2 separate regions of the Homo sapiens genome follow, and region 1 is linked to region 2. A link is a contact called in ENCODE Hi-C data. All regions are on one chromosome and are shown on one strand. Each heading gives the region's core, a stretch centred on a gene start or an enhancer-like site at or near the end of the contact. The rest is flanking DNA. Distances are from core to core; before and after follow the strand shown. Region 1 holds the start of LINC03112 (long intergenic non-protein coding RNA 3112). Region 2 overlaps DHRSX (dehydrogenase/reductase X-linked).

Region 1 (6,165 bases), core at 622-3,121, 380 kb before region 2:
GTTTCCTCCATCAGGAAAGGCATCGCTAAGTCAAAGTCAGCCCTTAAAGGAGGGAAATGAGCTGTTAATACCAATGTTCTGAGAAATGAGGAAGGAATGACCCAAAAACAGGTGGAGAAAACACCACGGCCCCACGTTTCTAAATACTTCAGAAAACGTGAATTCCTATCTTCTCATCACTCTTCCCTCAGGTGAAAACAGTAAAAGATGAGCATGAGACAGAAAAAGAGGGAGTAAGAGAGAGAGAGGAGAGAGAAAGAGGGGGAGAGAGGAGATAGAGGAGAGAAAGAGGAGAGGGAGGAGAGGGGGGAGAGAGAGAGGAGATAGATGAGAGAGGCGGGAGAGAGACAAGAGAGAGAGGAGAGAGAAGGAGAGAGTGAGGAGATAGAGAGAGGAGAAAGGCGAGAGACAAGAGAGAAGGAGACAGGAGAGAGAGAGATGGGAGAGAGAAAAGAGGAGAGAGAGGAGAGGAGAGAGAGAGGAGAGAGGAGAGGAGAGAGAGACGAGAGAGAAAAGGAGAGAAAGAAGAGGGGGAGAGAGAGAAGAGGGGGAGAGAGAGAAAAGGGGAGAGAGGAGAGAGGTGAGAGAGAGGCGAGAGAAAGAGGAAAGAGGGGAGAGAGAGGGAGAGAGGAGAGTGAGGAGAGAGAAAAGCGAGAGAAAGAAGAGAGAGAAGAGAGAGAGGGAACAGGAGAGAAGAGAGAGAGAGGAGAGGAGAGAGAGAGGAAGAGGGAGAGAAGAGGAGAGAGAGAAAGGAAAGAGAAGAGAGGAGAGACAGAAAGAGAAGAGAGACTGCAGTATCCATAAGATCCATAAGAACGTCACCAGGGTTGGGGGGGAATCGGATGCCACCTCTTCCCCAGGTTCCCCTAAATTTAAGAGTTTGCGATTCTGCAAACTGTAGAAGGAAAATTAAAACTTGGAACCCCAGTTCACTCTGCCAAAATAATTAATAATAATAATAATAAAGCTGGAAGCTGAGTCAGGCAGGAAGCTGTCTTTCCTTCTGTTCCCAAGCAGACAGTGCAATAACTCTCTGTTGACCTTATCTTAGTAAAGTGCCAATTTAGTGAGCGCAAGACAAATACATAATTGACTATTCTACCTGCTGCTTTTCTTTTGCAACAGGTGAATTCGGTAAAATGAGCCTTCCTCCTTCTTTCCCCTCCAGCGTGCTTTCCCCCTTTAAATACCGAAGCTCTCAATAGTATCTTTGGAGAAAGGCATAGACCCGTCTCCCGGGCTCCTTCCTGATCTTCGCCGAATCAACTCAAAAGGATTGGGACTTGTCCCAGATACTTTTTGGTTTACGAAAGAAACGCTGGCTTTTTCCTCTGAAACGGCTCCCACCTGGCCCCAGGAAGAGCGCTGGGGAGAAAGTGGGCGCCTCCTCCGGACCTGGGTCCCCGTGGGCACAGCGCGTCCCGCCGGGCACGGAAGAGGGGCCGGGTGTCCCCGCGGGGCGCCCCGCCCCTGCACCCCACATCCCCAGGCGGATCCCCAGGCCCAGCCCGCGCCACCCCCCGCGTCCTCCCACCCGGATCCCGCCGCTCGCTCACCGGGGCGGCCACCAGACGGCGGAGCAGGCCGAGGAGCCGCAGCGCCAGCACGGCCCCGCGCGCCACGGCGCGCCCAAGGCGAGCAGAGATCGTCCGCGAGTGCAGCGCGCGGGCGAAGGCGGCGGGACGGAACCTCCCCCACGGGCCGGGTGGGGCGGAGCCCGCGGAGGACTCGAAGGGGTTGGGTGAGGGGAGCAGCCCTGCAAACTCAGCCCAGGCTGCGCCTGCCCCGCCCCGCCCCACCCCGGCCTCCACTGGCGCACGGAAGGGGAGGGAACGCCGGGCCCGGGGAGGGGACAGAGGAGGGGGCGGGCGGAGGTGGCTCGGGCCGCGCCGAGGGGACCACGGGACGCCCTCCTTCCCTTCTCAGGAAACTGTGAGTGCCCCCCGCCCACAAGCCCGTCGCCAGGATGCCGCCAACTAGAGCAAAGTGAAACCCCCAACATTCTCGGGAAAGTGCGGGTCCCTCCCTCTCTACAGCCCCTTAAATGCACGCCCCAGGGCGGCCCCTACCTGGAGCCAAGAGAAACCGCTGCCCTTCTTGGAGAGGTGTGGGCCTCTCCGCGCCCGCCCTTGCTGTCCCCTCTCTGTTCCTAACAGGCACCCCCCCCAGGCAGCCCCAACGGGGAGGAAATGAAACTCTTCCTGCTCCTCTGCTCGGAAAACTATGGGGCCCCCTTCCAGCTGCTCACGGGGCGCTCAGGGCGATCCCCAAGGGGTGCAAAGTGCAATCCCCTCCCTGCTTAGAAAGGCGTAGGCCTTGACAGGCAGCCACGGCCCCTGGTCCTTTCTGGAGCGTCCGAGCTGGGGGCGCTCAGTGGTGAAAGATGGCGGGGGTGGGGGGCTTTGAGACACACTGCGGATACCCGCTCTGCGCGGGACCAAGGACGTTCTGCCGCAAGCTCAGAGACAGGGTTGGGAGTGAGGACTTGTGGTCGTGGTTTGGGGTTGGGGGTAAGACCCCTATCTGGGTCGCCTGGCTGAGTCCTGGTCCTTGGCGACTCACCCCAGCAGGCTGCGTCAGGGGCCCTTCGGTAACACTGGTCTTGTGCTGTCTCAGGCCTGCGGGTGACTCCGTCTCTCCCCAGGCCACCTGTGCCCCTGGATCAGACACAGGCAAGGCCAGAGGGGCTGGCCCCGCACCCTGGGGCCCACCTCAGGGGTTTGAGGAATGCAGCAGTCTAACTATGCACTCCACTCCTGGAGGCAGAATCATTTTTCTTTTTTCTTTCTTTTTTTTTTTTTTTTGGTCTTTGCTTCATCCTGAACCTGCCTGGGATAATGACGTGATGGCTGGAGTCCCAGCAGCCAGTTCGAAGCAGGAAGTCTCCTACAGGATAGAAGTTGTCTGTGTGTTGTTTGTTTGTTTATTTGTTTGTTTTGAGATGGAGTCTTGCTCTGTGGCCCAGGCTGGAGTGCAGTGGCACAATCTTGGCTCACTGCAACCTCCGCCTCCCGGGTTCAAGTGATTCTCCTGCCTCAGCCTCCCCAGTACCTGGGATTACAGGCATGCACCACCATGCCAGGCTACTTTTTGTATTTTTAGTAAAGACAGGGTTTCACCTTGTTGGCCAGGCTGGTCTCGAACTCCTGACCTCATGATCCGCCCACCTCGGCCTCCCAAAGTGCTGGGATTACAGGCATGAGCCACCGCACCCGGCCAGAAGTTGTATTCTAAGCATGGCAGAACACGTTGAGCAAAGGTATCAGGGTGGCTGATGATACAGCAGGACGGCTGTGCCAGCCCGACTCACATTCCCAACTTCTTTTACAGGACAAAGGAGTACATTTTTATCTTACCATTTGCTAAAGTTAGGTTTCTATCAGCTTTCTTTAAATCACTTTTATTTCTGGTTTTCATTACCAAGGTCTGAGCCCAACTTAGAGACCTCCCGTGAGGTTCTTGTGGGCAACCAAAGCACTTAAGAGGTGTCAGAGCATCACACACCATGTCTGCTGCACAGACGATCAAATGAAGCTTTTGAAGTCAGTGGATGATGGGTGGATAGATGGGTCTGGGGGTAGGAAGTGGTGGATGGATGAATGAATGGACAGACAGCCATCTGGATGCGTGAATGGATGGATCACTTGCTGGAAGGATGGATAAAGAGATAGATGGCTGGATGAATGAATAAATGGGTGGATGGATGGAAAGATGAGTGGATGATTGGATGGATAGATAGTTGGGTGGATGGATGAATGGATGGATACATAGATGAATAAATGGATGAATGGATGGGTGGGTGGAGGAATGGATAAATGGACAGATGAATAAATGGATGGATGAAAGGGGGGATAGACGGATTGATCTATGGATAGATGGACAGATAGATAAGTGGGTGGATGGGTGGGTGGATGGATGGTTGGAAGGATAGGTGGATGGACAGATTACTGGGTGGCTGGAGGGGTAGAGAGAGATGGGTGGGTGGGTGGATGGATGGATAGATGGGTGGACAGATTACTGGCTGGCTGGATGGATGGGTAGAGATAGATGAGTGGGTGGATGGATGGATGGATGGATGGACGAATGGATGGATGGATAGATAAGTGGACAGACGGATAGATAGCTGGATAGATGGGTGGGTAGAAGAAGAATAGATGGATGAGTGGATGGATGAGTGAATAGATGGATTGATGGACAAACAAGTAAATTTTTACCTGACATTTTTGTATTGTGTAACTTTCTGTGTGTTCATTCATTGGGAAACAATTGTGATACATGGATATTGGACTTATTAGCTCACGTCTGCTGATAAGAAAACAACACAGGGCCATAGAGTTCATTAGCAGTGGACTGGGATCAAAACGAAGGGCTCTTTGATTTTGAGTTCAGGCCATTTGGACCACTTTGCCTTGTGACTGCCCCCAAATCACTGGAATTTTCCTCGGGGTTCACAGCGCCCAAAGGTAAACAGTATTTGGTAGCCTAGAGTTCATACATTGGAAATTTCATGGTCTGTGCCCCCTCAGTGGTGCAAAGCATTTTTACAGCAATAATTAATTTGGCAATAACTTAGTGTGTGAGCCTGTGTATGCGTCTTTTCAGCTGGCTAGTACAGTACCAGTGATGCCATGTTTGCACACTAAATACCAGCCAGAGACATGCAAGAAAAGAAGGGCAGGCCAGGCACAGTGGCTCATGCCTGTAATCCCAGTACTTTGGGAGGCCGAGGTGGGTGGATCACCTGAGGTCAGGAGTTCGAGACCAGCCTGGCCAACATGGTGAAGCCCCATCTCTACTAAAAATGCAAAAATTAGCTGGGCATGGCAGTGAGTGCCTGTAATCCCAGCTACTCTGGAGGCTGAGGCAGGAGAATCACTTGAACCTGGGAGGCGGATGTTGCGGTGAGCTCAGATCACACTACTACACTCCAGCCTGGGCGACAGAGCAAGATTACATCTCAAAAAAAAAAAAAAAGAAGAAGAAGAAGAGGGGCACAGCCTACCAGATCTGCTGAGACACATGTTTTTTATCTGAACTTTTGGGGGTCAACTCAAAATCCAATCAACAGATGACAATGACATCCTAAAAACTGTTCCCAGATCAGACAGTAAAATTTCACAGATTCTGTCTTTGAGTCATGGGGATTTACGTCTCTGTAGATTCAGGAGAAACATCTCATGCATACAGTTCCAGAGAGTCAGGGACCAGCCTCTTCTGTAAAGAGGGAAACAAAATGAAATTGCGCATTGGCATGGACCGGACGCAAGAAGACATCACTGATTTAAGCTCCTTTACAAACTCTATCCTAGGAAGCACTTTCCTTCTTCACTTTCAGCAGTCAAGCCTCTCCAATGTCATTGCGTCTAAACCTGTTGACATGATGGGGCTGTGGTTCACCTGGAAGATGGGCTCTATTCCTGACCATTCTGAAGGCAAAGAACTTGAAATAAGTTCAAATTCAAGTTGCAGCACATCCACGGAGCAGCTGGAAGTGCTGCCTGTGGCCTGTCGTAATGGCAGGGTAGCAGTGAGAGAGAAATATATTTCCTCACCCATCATTGGGTTCATGACTAAGGCCCCTAGAACAAAAGACAATAGCAAGAGAAAAGCAGGCCCATGTATTTAGGTTTTACGTGACACAGAAGCCATCATAAAGAAAGAAACAGGAAAATCTGAGTATTTTTACGCTTAGGTTTTCTGGTTTTTTGTTTGTTTGTTTGTTTGTTTTTGAGACGGAATCTCACTCTGTCACCCAGGCTGGAGTGCAGTGACGGGATCTCAGCTCATTGCAACCTCCACCTCCTGAGTTCAAGCGACTCTTACCATGTTGGCCAGGCTGGTTTCGAACTCCTGACCTCAGTTGATCCACCCACCTCGGCTCCCAAAGTGCTGGGATTACAGATGTGATATGCTTACTTTTAATGAAGAGTGGACAGTGATGGAGAAGTATGACTATTGGACAAAAACGTTACAGGAATGGGGTCCCAATCCAGACCGCAAGAGAGGGTTCTTGGATCTCAAGCAAGAAAGAATTCGGGGTGAGTCCATAGAGTAAAGTGAAAGCAAGTTTATTAGGAAACAAAAGGAATAAAGAATGGCTACTCCATAGAGCAGCCCCGAGGGCTCCTGGTTGCCCATTTTTATGGTTATTTCTTGATGATATGC
Region 2 (7,157 bases), core at 2,444-4,943:
TGTTGCCCAGGCTGGAGTGCAGTGGTGCGATCTCGGCTCACTGCAACCTCCGCCTCCTGGGTTCAAGCAATTCGGCCTCATCCTCCTGGGTAGCTGGGACCTCAGCTACCTCCCAGCACGCCTGGCTAATTTTTACATTTTCAGTAGAGACGGGGTTTCGATATGTTACTCAGGCTGATCTCGAACTCACAGTCTCGAGTGAGCCGCCTGCCTCGGCCTGCCGAAGTGCTGGGATTACAGGCATGAGACACCCTACCCAGCCCCCCCATTTCTTTTTTTTTTTTTATTAATAAACAAATCTAACCACCCTCTCTGGACCTTCTATTTCCCCTGGGGACTGTCCCTGACTACAGTCTCCGCTGCAGCAAATCCCCATACAGGAATTGCTCATACAATTCACTTCCAGTCCCCCATGCTCCACTGAAAATGCTCCAGGTGGCCGGGCGCAGTGGCTCACACCTGTCATCCCAGCACTTTGGGAGGCTGAGGCGGGTGGATCACATGAGGCCAGGAGTTCGAGACCAGCCTGGCCAACGTGGTGAAACCCCGTCTCTACTAAAAATACAGAAATTAGCCAGGCATGGTGGCGGACGCCTGTAATCCCAGCTACTCGGGAGGCTGAGGCAGGAGAATCGCTTGAACCCGGGAGCAGGAGGTTGCAGTGAGCCGAGATCGCGCCACTGCACTCCAGCCTGGGTGACAAGAGTGAAACTCCATCTCAAAAAAAGAAAAAATAAGAAGAAATTGCTCCAGGTAGAGCCACCAGGGACTTCACCCTTTCCCTGCAATGTGCAGGCCTCAGCCCTGGCTGTTTCCTCCTCCACGCACGCCCTTCCCCCAGGTATCCAATCCCTCTCCTTCCCTTCATTCAGGCCTGCGCCAAAACCTCCGAAGACAGGGCTTCTCCTGGGCGCTTGCTTTCCCCTCACAAAGCTTTGTTTGTCTTTATGGGTCATCTCACCAATTGGCTTATGTATTTATCGATTCACTTATTTATTATAAATTTAAGGAGTACAGGTGCGGATTTATTTATTTTATTTATTTATTTTTTTTCTTTGAGACGGAGTCTCACCCTGTCACCCAGGCTGGAGTACAATGGCGCGATCTCAGCTCACTGCAACCCCTGCGTCCCAGGTTCAAGCGATTCTCCTGCCTCAGCCTCCCGAGTAGCTGGGATTATAGGCATGTCCCACCACACCCAGCTAATTTTTATATTTTTAATAGAGATGGGGTTTCACCATGTTGGCCGGGATGGTCTTGATCTCTTGACCTCGTGATCCGCCCGCCTCGGTCTCCCAAAGTGCTGGGATGACAGGTGTGAGCCACCGCACCCGTCCTGGCTTATGTATTTATTGATTTGCTTATTTATTATAAATTTAAAGAGTACAGGTGCGGATTTCTTTTTTTGTTCCCTTTTTTTTTTTTTTTTCCCCTGAGATGCTCTGTTGCCCAGGCTGGAGTGTAGTGGCATGATTTTGGCTCACTGCAACACCTGCCTCCCGGGTTCAAGCCATTCTCCTGCCTCAGCCTCCCGAGTAGCTGGGATTATAGGCATGTCTCACCACACCCAGCTAATTTTTATATTTTTAATAGAGGTGGGGTTTCACCATGTTGGCCGGGATGGTCTTGATCTCTTGACCTTGTGATCCGCCGGCCTCGGCCTCCCAGAGTGCTGGGATGACAGGTGTGAGCCACCGTACCCAGCCCGGCTTATGTATTTATTGATTCACTTATTTATTATAAATTTAAGGAGTACAGGTGCGGATTTCTTGCATGGAGACATTGCACAGCGGTGAAGTCCCGGCTTCTAGTGAACCCCTCACCCCAGCTGTGAATACTATACCTGTAGGTGATTTTTTTCATCCTCCACCTCCTGCCAACCTCCCACCTTTCAGGGTCCTCATCGTCAATCCACCCTCTGTGTCTGTGTAGACCCACTGGTGAACTCCCACTTGCAAGTGAGAACATGGCAGGATCAGTGTTTGACTTTCAGTATCTGAGTTGTTTGTTAGGAGAACGGCCTGCTTTTCAAACTGAAGCTCTGTTTCCATTAAAATACAACTTCCAATTTCCCTGCTGTTCCTAGCTCCTAGCAACACCATTCTGCCTTCTGTCTTGATGAATCTGATGACTCTAGGGACCTTAGAAAGTGGAAACAGGCTGGGCATGGTGGATCATGCCTGTAATCCCAGCACTTTGGGAGGCTGAGGCGGGTGGATCACCTGAGGTCATGAGTTCAAGACCAGCCTGACCAATATGGTGAAACCCCGTCTCTACTAAAAATACAAAAATTAGCTCAGCATGGTGGCACACGCCTGTAGTCCCAGCTACTCGGGAAGCTGAGGCAGGAGAATCGCTTGAACATGGGAGGTAGAGACTGCAGTAAGCCGGGATCGTGCCACTGCACTCCAGCCTGGGCAACAGAGTGAGACTCCGTCTCAAAAAATAAAAAGTAAAATAATAAAATAAAAAGTGGAAACGTGCAGTGTTTGTCCATGTCACTGCAAAAGACATGATTTCATTCTTTGATATGACTGCATAATATTCCATGGTGTGTATATACTATACTGTACTTTCTTTATATTAGCCAGTCCTCTGCTGACAGACACTTAGGTTGATTGCATATCTTTGCTGTTCTGAATACTACTGCAAAAAACCTAAAACAGCTGTGTGCGTGGATCAGGGCTCTGTGCCTGGAAGGCAGGGAAGGAGGTACTGAATGTGTGTGTGTGGGTCTAGCTGTGTGCATGGATCTGGGCTGTGTGCATGGATCAGGGCTGTGTGCATGGATGAAGGCAGGGAGGGAAATATTGAATGCATGTGCATGGATCAGGGCTGTGTGCATGGGTGAAGGCAGGGAGGGAGATATTGAATGCACATGCATGGAGCCAGCTGTGTGCGTGGATCAGGGCTGTGTGCATGGATGCAGGCAGGGAGGCAGCTGCAGAATGCATGTGTATGGAGCCAGCTGTGTGCATGGATCAGGGCTGTGTGCATGGGTGAAGGCAGGGAGGGAGATATTGAATGCATGTGCATGGATCCAGCTGTGTGCATGGATCAGGGCTCATGATAGCAAAGCAGAGAAAGAAGGGAGATGACGAGGGAGGGGTCCCTGGAAGAATCAGGCAGTGGCTATTTCCTGCAACAGCTCCCTTCTCCTCTCCTTCCCTGCTATGCCTCTCATTTTTCTAATTTGTTAATTCTGGATAATAATATCACATAAGAGTGTTGTGAACATTGCCGACAGAATATATGGGAAACCATTTTCTCCACTGTAAAGCTCTGTGTAATTATGTAATTATGAGCCATTCATTCCTCTCTCTGACTATATTGCTTGTGGCTCTATTTAGTACACTTGAAACTCTATCTTCTATTTTGTGTGTGTTTCATCTTTTTTTTTTCCTGCACTTGTGCCTCACCATCCACCCACTGCCCATGTCTATTGGAAGCTCCTGGGCAGCAGGGGTTATTTCTGAAATTCTCTTCCTTTGCCCCAAGAGCTGGCAAAATACGGGTGAGCATTTAATAAACATTCATTGGACTGAATGAAGTTGAAATGGTTTCTGTAGCTTGCAGCTCCAACACTCTCCAGGACTCAAGAGTGGCTTGATGCAGATTTTACCATAAATGGTGCTGCACCGTCTCCCCAGCGCCCCCCAGCCGGGCGTCTGGAACTTCAAAGATGCTCTTGTGTCTGTTAAAAGGGAACACACTGCGTTCTTGGATTTGGGTTCACATTTATACATCTTCTGTCCTCTTGCCAGTCTCTAAAGATTGTCATTTAAAAAAAAAAAAAAGCTGTAGATAAAACAGGATGTGTTATTTAAGCCACAGGGAGCATGATTTACAGGACCGTCTTGTGTATTCAGAAGACAACTTTCATTTCCCTGCACAAGGCGTCACCAAGCAAGCCCACTTCATCATTCCGAGAATGTGTGGAAGACAGCGTCTGTCAGCCACAGCTGCACAGCGGCAGATAATGAAATTCTGCCGCGAAGCCACAGTTCCTTGCTCTACACAGGAGGTCGGCCAGATAGGAAGTGTCTTAGTCTTCGTGGGCCACCTCTAGTCTCTTTGGCATATTTCTTTCTTTCTTTCTTTCTTTCTTTTTCTTAACAACACTTTAAGAGTATAAAACCATTCTTAGCTAGTAGCCTGTACAGAAACAGGTACAGGCTGAATTTTGCCCATGGTGTATAGTTTGCAGAGCTGCATAAGAAGCTAGAATGAGTGAGGTTCCCAGCGTGGTCTCTGAGACCAGCAGCCTCTGGGAGCTCGTTAGAAATGCAGATTCTTGGGTCGGGCACGATGGCTCATGCCTGTAATCTCAGCACTTTTGGAGGCTGACATGGGCGAATCATGAGGTCAGGAGTTCGAGACCAGCCTGGCCAACATGGTGAAATCCTGTCTCTACTAAAAATACAAAAAATTAGCTGGATGTAGTGGCAGGCACCTGTAATCCCAGCTACTCGGGAGGCTGAGGCAGGAGAATTGCTTGAACTTGGGAGGCGGAGGTTGCAGTGAGCCAAGATCATGCCACTGCACTCCAGCCCTGGCATCTCAAATAAATAAATAAATAATAAAAAATAAAAAAAAATGCTGATTCTTGGGCCTCCTAAGATCCACTGAGTTAGAAATACCAGGGGTGCAGTTGTTTTTACAAGCTCTCTGGCCCATTCTCTTGAGTGCTAAGCGTGAGGACCCCAGACCCCAGGACTGCAGGGGATTGAGCCCCAGCTTTGGGGCTGTGGACAAAAGAAGATAGTTCTCGGTAATTCCATATGAATGCTCTATATGAATCCTAAAGGAAGTTCTGTTGCTTTAGTTGTTGTTGTTTTCAAAACAAGTGGATACAAGTTCATTCAGGAATCCCCCAGCCTCACACAAGTGAACAAGAGTGATTTCGATTCAGAGGAAGACTTTTAGAAACAGAAGGGTGTAGTGTGAAGGTTGTCTAGTTTTTTTTTAGGAAAAGCTGGATTATACTGTAAATTGATAATAGAGGGGGCAGAGAGAGAGGAGGAGAAAGAGGAAGGGGAAGAGGAGGAAGGGAAGGGAGAGAGAGAAAAAGGAAGATGAGGAAAAGGAGAAAAAATAAAAGGAGGAAGACAGAGGGATAGAAAGAGAAAAAGGAGGAGAAGGAAGAAGGAGGAGAAGATGAAGGAGGAGGAAAAAGGGAGGAATAGAGAAAAGGAAAGAAGGGCAGAAAGAAAAGAGAAGGAGGAGAGAAGAGGAAGAGAAAGATAGAGGAAAAGAAGAAGATAAGAGAAAGAGGAGGAGGAGGAAGAAGTTGGAGAAGATGGAGGAGGAAGAAGAGGGAGAAAATGAGAAAGAGGAGAAAGAAAGGAAGAGGAAGGGAGAGAGAGGGATAGAGAGAAAAACAGGAGGAGGATAAGGCAGAAAGGAGGAAGAGGACGAGGTGGAGGAGGAAGAAGAGAAGATGGAGGAGAAAAAAAGAGGAATAGAGAGTGAAAAGGCAAGAAGAGAAAAGAGGAGAAAGAAAAAAAGAAGAAAAGGCAGAGAGAGAAGAGAAAGGGAGAAAGAGATGGGAAAGGAGAATAAGGGAAAAAAGAAAAAGGAGGATACGATGGAGGAGGAAGAAGAGAGAAAAAGGAAGAGGAAGGGATAGAAGAATAGGAGGAGGATAAGGGGGAAAGAGAAGGAGAAGGAAGAAATGAAAGAGGAGGAGGATAAGATGGGGGAGGAAGAGAAAGAGGAATAGAGAGAGAAAAAGAGAAAAAGGAAGAGGAAGCAAAGGAGGAAGGAGAAGGGTGTGAGAGAGAGGGAGGGAAAGAGGGAGGTTCTCTCAGGCTCAGAGGTGATGCCACCCAGATCAGTTTGAGGTACACATTGGAAATGCCACAGAAGTTACAGAACTGGGAAGGGCCGTTTTGTCCAAGGAGATGCCATCTCTCCTTTCCACAGGGTATGTCTGTGATGGACTCTCTGGTGGCTCTAACAGACTCCCCAGGAACAAAGACATCATAGGCTCTGAGGCTGCCACCCTAAAAAGAAGTGTCCTCTTTGGATGGGAAACTTCTTCCCTTGAGTGGATAAATGCCCTCCTTTGGTTTAGCCTTAAAAGCCAGCCAGCAGTCTCTGTGCTTTTGATTGAAGGTCTCTGTGCGAGACCTTCCAGTGACTCAAGCTAAGAGATGAGCCAAGATCATTCCTGGAGCCCGGCATTTCTTCCTGGTTTCAGAATGCCCAGACTCTCTGCCATTGAGACCGTTCAATTTTGTATTAGTCGCAGTTCTCAAGAAAAACAGGACCAATAGGATCTATGCATAGAGAAAGATTTAGTTTAATTGACTCTTGGGATTGTAGGGGCGGGCAAGTCCAAAATTGGTAGGCTGGCTGGCAGGCTGGAGACCTGGCCAAGATTTGACATTGCAGCCTTGAGCCTAAAATCTGCAGGGCAGGCTGGACACTCAGGCAGGATTGCCCTGTCACAGTCTGGAGTGGAATTCCTTTTCTAGTAAGTGTCAGTGTTTGCTGTGAAGGCCTTCTCCTGATGAGGTGAGGCCCACCCACATTGTGAAGCGTCCTCTCCTTCGCTTAAATGCAACTGATTTGTAAATGTTAATGATATCCACAAACTACCCAGTCTGGTGCTTGACCAAATGTCTGGGCACCATAGCCCAGCCAATTGATACGTGAACTCAATCATCACAGAGCCCACTTAAGACCTGTGTTACCTGACATTAAACAGCACAAGCCATCTCCTCTCTGTTGTCTGTCAGGTGAGTGTTTATTCCTGGTAAGAGCAGGTTTGTGTGTGTGTCTTACGAGATTGTAGTTAAAGGAAGGTTTTCTTAATCCTCTCTGCTTCAGGTGGTCACTGAGGCCATGAAACATCCCTAGAAGTTTAGCACAACCCACAGCTCTCATTGGGGAGTTGAGAGCACGTGTGTGCACGTACACATGTGCACACTCATGCACACATACATGCACACATGTACAAATACACACATATAGATGCAAACACATGCGCGCACCTGCACCCCTCCCACACATGCATAGTATGTGCACACATGCTCACGTGCATAAATGCACACACACCTTCACATGCATAGACACACATGCACATATACACGTGCAAACCCATGCACACAGACATGCGTATATCCACACATCTGTGCCCACATGCATGTGTG

Evidence for each region. A loop is a pair of places that touch in the nucleus more often than their neighbours do. Pooled maps may share reads with other maps.
Region 1: a pooled map shows a loop between it and region 2 (4-fold over the local background). The contact joins the promoter of LINC03112 here to the enhancer-like site in region 2. A Hi-C loop is called at or near these places in 3 of 37 single-sample maps with no recorded cell type and 2 of 50 pooled maps.

The regions. Positions count from the first base shown.
Region 1 is chrX:2,604,873-2,611,037 of GRCh38, reverse strand. It overlaps LINC03112 (long intergenic non-protein coding RNA 3112), which reads left to right and starts at 1,871. Exons shown (of 2, transcript XR_001755779.3): 1 at 1,871-1,932. MIR6089 (microRNA 6089) reads right to left here and starts at 1,847; the gene lies at 1,784-1,847. It also overlaps the pseudogene CD99P1. RefSeq lists an enhancer at 1,976-2,500.
Region 2 is chrX:2,230,012-2,237,168 of GRCh38, reverse strand. All of the region lies in intron 6 of DHRSX (dehydrogenase/reductase X-linked), which reads left to right. Among named protein-coding and RNA genes, the nearest start is that of DHRSX, 270 kb to the left of the region's middle. Within about 2 kb of position 3,693, at least 2 of the 41 ENCODE cell types and tissues checked have a DNase peak (open chromatin) inside an H3K27ac peak, as active enhancers do.